2 separate regions of the Homo sapiens genome follow, and region 1 is linked to region 2. Evidence: chromatin contacts called from ENCODE Hi-C or POLR2A ChIA-PET data. All regions are on one chromosome and are shown on one strand. Each heading gives the region's core, a stretch centred on a gene start or an enhancer-like site at or near the end of the contact. The rest is flanking DNA. Distances are from core to core; before and after follow the strand shown. Region 1 has its middle 97 kb from the start of LINC01203. Region 2 has its middle 75 kb from the start of FAM9C.

Region 1 (3,394 bases), core at 292-2,791, 310 kb before region 2:
AGTAGCATCCTCATTTTCTTGCAATATGCAAACTGAAGATACCATGGATCTTTTCATTTAAAAAAAAAATCTGTTGGCCGGGCACGGTGGCTCTTGCCTGTAATCCCAGAGCTTTGGGAGGCCGAGGCGGGCGGATCACGAGGTCAGCAGTTCCAGACCAGCCTGGTCAACATGGTGAAACCCCATCTCTACTAAAAAAAAAATACAAAAATTAGCTGGGCATGGTGGCGGGCACCTGTAATCCCAACAACTCAGGAGGCTGAGGCGGGAGAATCGCTTGAAATCAGAAGGCAGAGGTTGCAGTGAGCCGAGATCGCACCACTGCACTCCAGCCTAGGTAACAAGAGAGAAACTCCATCTCAAAAAAAAAACCAAAAAATCTATCTACAGAATTCAGTTCTTGAACTCAGAGAACTTGTGTTTCTGCTCCTGTTTTGTAACATGCATCTGCTATGTTTTGAATGTGTCCCTCAAAGTTTGTGTATTGGAAACTTAATCCTCAGTGCAAGTGTTGTGAGGTGGGGCCTAATAAGAGATGATTAGGTCATGAGGGCTCTGCCCTTGTGAATGAATTAATGTCATTATCATGGGAGTGGTTTAGTTATCTTGAGAGTTGGTTTGTTATTAAAGTGAGTTTGGCCCCCTCTTGCTCTGTGGCTCTTGTTCTCCTTTGCTCTTCCACCTTCTCCCATGGGATGATGCAGCACGAAGTCCCTTGCCAAATGCTGATGCCATGCTCTTGGACTTCCCAGCTTCCTGAACCAAACCACGAGCCAAATAAATTTCTATTCATTATAAATTACCCTGTCTATGGTATTCTGTTATAGCAACACAAAACAGACTAAGCAAATGTCTTTTAATCCCCAAGTTTTCTCATTCTTGGAGGTATCTAGCAGTGTGCCATTAAATGTTTAGTAACTGGTACTCAAGAAATAAACAACGGAAACAACAAAACAAATAAACGGACTATGTAGCCTTTGCCAATTCTCATGGTATAAACGCTCACACTGTGGATGATTTCAAGCTACTAACATAATGTGACTGCTGAGCTGTGCAGAGATGCACAATTGGCTCTCATGAGTGGGTAGGATCTGGCTCCATCACACTGGGTGTAGCCAAAAGAACACTAAACAGAATTAAGAAGACTTGGGACAGTGTCTCATCTGTAAAATGTGCATAAAATAACAGCTCAGATTACCTCATGGGGATATGTAGTCACTTTCAAGTGGAAATACTAAAGAAAAACTGTAAAGAACTTTGAAAATATTTATACAAATATAAATATAATCATTACAATCCTTGGAGAGCCCCAAATTGCTCAATACCCAAAAGTTTTTTTAAAAAAATGACTTGGACTGCATTAGTTACTGCTTTTAAAAATGTGTTTTGCATCTTCTGGTCATAAAAGATTCAAACTATGTGAAAAGAGCCAACAGCCCATTTGACTTTAAGTTCAGAACAATGAACTCATCAGAGTTATTTTTACATGTACTGTAGTTTGGCCTAGAGCCACTGGTCACAAGAAAGCATGAGTGTGTTCTGGGCAGCATTTCTGCTTAAGCAGCTTCAAGACAACACCTCCAAGACAAGGAGATTCCCTTTGCAAATCTCCTTGAGGCCTTTTCACGGTTTACAGAATTTTAACTAATTAATGTTTAACTTGGTTTTGTAAACAATATTACACAAAGAGAAACCCTCTTAATAGAGACATACTCTCTAGAAGTGTCTTTTTAGAAGAGTGCTGTCCAATGAAATATACTGTGAGCCATACATGTAATTTTTTTTTTTTTAAGACAGTCTGGCTCTGTTGCCCAGGCTGGAGTGCGGTGGCACAATCTGGGCTCACTGCAACCTCTGCCCCCTGGGTTCAAGTGCTTCTCCTGCATCAGCCTCCCAAGTAGCTGGGATTACAGGTGTGTGCCAACACATTTTTGTATTTTTGGTAGAGACAGGGTTTCACCGTGTTGGCCAGGCTGGCCTCAAACTCCTGACCTCAGGTGATCCACCCGCCTTGGCCTCCCGAAGTGCGGGGATTACAGGCGTGAGCCAGTGTGCCCGGCCATGCATGTAATTTTATTTGTTTAATAGCCACATTAAAAGATGTAAAACAAATGGGTAAAATTAATTTTAATAATATCTTTCATTTAACCCAATATATCTAGAATATTTCATTTAACCCAATATATCTGGAATATTATTTCAACATGTAATCAGCAGCAGGCATCCCTTACCTGGCCACCCCCACCCTTTCCCTCAAACTGCCTTTGAAAAATCTCTACTAAAAATACAAAAAATTAGCCGGGCGTGGTGGCAGGCGCCTGTAGTCCCAGCTACTCGGGAGGCCGAGGCAGGAGAATGGCATGAACCCAGGAGGCGGAGCTTGCAGTGAGCTGAGATCGCGCCACGGCACTCCAGCCTGGGCGACAGAGCAAGACTCTGTCTCGAAAAAAAAAAAAAGAAGAAAAAAAGAAAAATCCCTAACCTACAAGCTTTGGAAAAGAATGATTTGAGTACTAACTCTGCATCCCACGTGGCGTGCCCAGCTTTGTGTCTATTAAACTCTCTACTACACGCCATGGTCTTTCTTATTGCAGTGGGTAAGAAGAACCCCTTGGGTAGTTCTTCTTCTACCCCTTGGGTAGAATAATCTCTTGATTCCAAGAAAACCCAATGTTTAAGGAAACTCTTTTATTCTGACTACAGGAGCTTTTGTTATGGGAATTGACTATGCAGGGAAAACTCTCTCTAACTTTTCCTTTTCCATTATCCATTAATTGGGTTGTCAGGGCAATCTAGATTGAGTGTGCCTATAATTTGTAGGATGACCAACCATTCTTATTTGCCCAGGACTGAGGGTTGTCCCAGTACATGGACTTCGGTGCTAAAACTGGGAGAGTCCCAAGCAACCTGGGACGAATTCATCACCGTAAATTTAGAGAAAATGTTTTAAGCACTCCTGGGAGCGCCTATGTGGTGTGTCCTTACAGCAAATATTTGGGTAACAATCTCAAGATTGCTTAAACTCTCCATGCCTCAGTTTCCTTCCTGGCCTCAGTTCCCATATTGGTAAATAAGGATCATAAATATAACCTATCTCATAGGGTTACTGTGAAGATTTGACGTATATTTAAGGTGTCTAGAGATATGTAAGTTGCTTTAAACAGACTTGGCAGATAGTGCTCAGTTGATGTTTATTATTAGATTTTTTATTTGTTTCTCGAGGTCAGGATGCACATCTGATATCTCGGCATCACCCCTTCCCCAAAATGCTTAATACGCTGCCATAAGTAGAATAAACACTCATCAAATATGGCTGAGCCCAGCAATCCCAGTTGTCCTGGCTCTGGTCTGGATGTGGAAGCCATTCTCTGAGGCCTCCCAAATATGGTCAATG
Region 2 (3,398 bases), core at 94-2,593:
ATGAGATTTCCCATTTTATTTCTGAGACTCATTGTATTTCTTACTTTCTACATTGAGTAGTTGAAGTCACAACGGAAGGAAAGTAAAGTCTTAAGAATAGAAAGTTACAGAGCTGACTGGAAATTTATAATTCAGTTCCAAAATGTTGGAAGTATAGAGATGTTTTGTACATATTGCAGGGTCTACTCTGATCCCTTTGGCAGCAGAAACATAAGGCTTCCAAATAGTTCTAAACAAATGTGCTTGAATTTAGAGACTTTTTGAAAACCCTGTACTTCTTGGCTTGGAGCTAATGTTTATATCTTGCTTACTTTGTGCTGGGAACTGTTCTAAGAGCTTTTCAAATATTAACTCAAATATTAACCCTTTCAACAACCCTATTCAGCAGGCAGTATTATTATTATTCTACATTATAATTTAGATTACTTGGATCATTACATAGCTGAGGATTTCACACAGAGAGGTTAGGTAACTTCCCCAAGATCATGCAGGTGGTTTATGGTAGAACTGGATTTTAAACTGAAGCAGTTGGTTCCACACTCTATGCTCTTAACTACTACCCTAGAGACCCTGCTAAGTAAACCTACCTCTCAGGGATACTTTAAAAAACAAAACAAAACAAAAACAAAAATAAAAACAAACAAACAAAAAACTTTGGTTTTAATGTGATTTTAAAATATGTGTCTAAAGTAGAAGCTGGTGGTTACATCAGTAAAACGTTGATGCTTTCTTCTAAAAAATAAAAATAAGGGACAATTTTGATAGCTTTGGAGAGTCCCTGTGATTAGAGACCATGTGGACTAAATCATTCAACCCATATTTTTCGTATTACTCTGCAGCAGTGGTTCTCAAGAGGTTTGGGGGGACGGCGCAGATTTTGCTCCACAGGGGACATTTGGCAAAGCCCGGAAACATTTTCCACTGCAGCAATTTGGGGGGTGGGGGGTGCTCCTGGCGTCCAGTAGGCCGAGGCCAGGGCTGCTGCTAAACATCCCACAATACATAAGACAGCCCACACCTAAAGAATGATCTGGCCCCAAATGTCAAAAGAGCTGAGGTCGAAAATCCCTGTCCTATGAGAATAAGAATTTAAATTCTGGTAGAATTTATCTACTAGTTAACACACTAGTACTAGTTAGGAATATACACAAGGAACACAGACTAGACGAGAGGGTGCTAGATGTTAGTGGTGACAGACCAGTGGACAAATAGTTACAAAACTATGAGGAATGTGCTGGAACAAAGACTGTGCAGGGTGCTGAGAGGTACCTGGGACGGACAGGCACAAACTCAGCCTTCTCAGTGACGCTGGGGCTGAGTATTCTAGACTGAGGCGGCTGAGTTCACCAACAGATAAGAGCCTGCAGAGCAGAGGAAAGGGCAGCCTGGGTTTGTTTTGTTTGCCGTTGTTTTATTTGGCTGCTAACTCCTAGAAATCTTTTTCGCTCTGGCTGGCCTTAGCGCCTGCCTTCTGTCTTGTCTCTAAGACTTTCCTCTTTTCATCCTTAAGGAGTCCAGTGGAAACTTTTGGAAAACCCAAGTTCAAGCTGAACCAGAATTGTGAATTTTTCAATGCAGAAGATCTCCATGGAGGGTAGAAAGACTCAGCAAACCGCGTTCAAAAGCAAATGATCTTTTAAACTTGTTCGATCCTAGATTAGGACACAGAGTATTCAGATTGCAGAAAGTGGCAGGGTGATGTGAAAGCTCTGATTTATCTGGGACCATTAAAAGCTTTAAGGGAGCAAAATAGAGCATCAAGGTAAAGAGCTAAATGGTAACAACAAGAGAAGCTTCTCCATTCCTTCCAATCAGTTTTATAAATCAAATGGATGAAAAGATTACTAAATCCTCTGGAGCTAAATGTTCTCCATTATTCTATTTGTTTTTCAGCCTCCAAAGGGGAGACGTTAAGCCAAAGGGTTTTAGAGTCTAAGCTGCAGATGGAATGTGAACAGGCATGTGACTAACCCGCCTGTCATCACAATGACCTGCTTTGGTTGTTGTTATTGTCGTAAACATGACATCCTCTTCAGCAGAAGTTTACATTTTTAGAGGGAAGTTTTGGGGTTCCAAGTTTTCTCTGAATCCTCATTTTTTACAGAAATAGAGGAGAGGTAATTTGCCACATGGGTCCCCCCAAAACCAAGGTGATCTTTCAAACCTTTATTCCCAAAGTTCAATTTCAAAGCCAGAACGGTGCAGGAGCATATACCTTTGAGGAAAGCGGGAGTTTGTTCTAATCAAATTGAATTTGTCATTTTTGTGAAACCTTGGGTTTCCCTTGTTTTAGTTACTTTTTTGAGCGTTGAAATGGAGGGGTTTGGTGATAAGGCTGGGAGAGAGAAAGAGTCATCATCCATTCATCACATTGCCCCCACTGCTGAGAGTTTTGGTCAATGTTGTTCATTTTTAGTTTGTACATACAAAGTGGCTCATGCAAATAGATTGCTGATGGAAAATAGCATCTTCTTCATGGGCAAAGGAGGCATCAAAACCATAAGCTTGAGAGTCTTTCTGCTTTTTCCTGGAATTAGTTCTGGATCCCTCAGAGAAAACAGTGGGCTACAAGGACCTACCTGTCCACTGCATATAATATATCCAGAAAACAGTTCCACAAAACAGGAATTGGTTCAGAATTTTGCATTGTGTACACTCAGATTGATGTTCTGTCTCCTTTTAATATAGGGAAAGTTTGTTCCCAACTATGAGTAAAAGTTTTTAAAATGAGATCCTTCTACTATTAGAGGGTTTTTTTTTTATATACTTTAAGTTCTAGGGTACATGTATACAACGTGCCGGTCTTTTAAAGTTCTTAGATTTTCTGGAAGTGAGGCAACATGAAGACCCACCAGATAAACATGTTTGGCATCCTATACAGAGCTGCCAATGAACTGCTCTCCTTAGCGTGGAAAAGAAGGTTGAGACTGAAGAATAATCTGAATTCTCCATGCACTCCAGCTTTCCAGGCCCAGGCTTTCCTTTCACGTTTAGATAAAACAGCTTAGGGCTCAATCACACAGGCTCTAGGAAGCCTTGCACTCATCCTAAAATTTATGAGAATTCCCAGTGGATTACTTTCCACTTTCCAGAGGTTGCCTGCCTCTTCTTGCTCCCAACTCCACCCTAGGCTCAGGTACTGTGGGTCTCCTTCCTCCTAGGTCATATCTAGGTTTCTGAACACCTCTGGAATGACCAGCTACCATTCAATTCACACAGACAGCTTTATCCTGGCTCCTCATTTTCTAAGTCCACAGAGTTCCTAAATTCTTAACTTTAGGAAGAGGGGGGAGAGGGTGACTCAAGGGTGTCTTTTATCACAGGTTGTTGCGGGAACTCAGGGACCCTGAACGGAGGGACCAGCTGAAGCCACGGCAGAAGAACATAAATTGTGAAGA

The links. Hi-C counts contacts between places; a loop is a spot of excess contacts on that map. ChIA-PET counts read pairs that join two places held with the same protein, here RNA polymerase II (POLR2A). Pooled maps may share reads with other maps.
Region 1: a pooled map shows a loop between it and region 2 (2.3-fold over the local background). The contact joins two enhancer-like sites. A Hi-C loop is called at or near these places in 3 of 50 pooled maps. POLR2A ChIA-PET finds 5 or more read pairs at or near these places in 2 of 52 experiments (AG04450 and Panc1).

The regions. Positions count from the first base shown.
Region 1 is chrX:13,430,683-13,434,076 of GRCh38, reverse strand. No RefSeq gene overlaps it. Among named protein-coding and RNA genes, the nearest start is that of LINC01203, 97 kb to the right of the region's middle. Within about 2 kb of position 1,541, at least 9 of the 41 ENCODE cell types and tissues checked have a DNase peak (open chromatin) inside an H3K27ac peak, as active enhancers do.
Region 2 is chrX:13,118,161-13,121,558 of GRCh38, reverse strand. No RefSeq gene overlaps it. Among named protein-coding and RNA genes, the nearest start is that of FAM9C, 75 kb to the right of the region's middle. Within about 2 kb of position 1,343, at least 14 of the 41 ENCODE cell types and tissues checked have a DNase peak (open chromatin) inside an H3K27ac peak, as active enhancers do.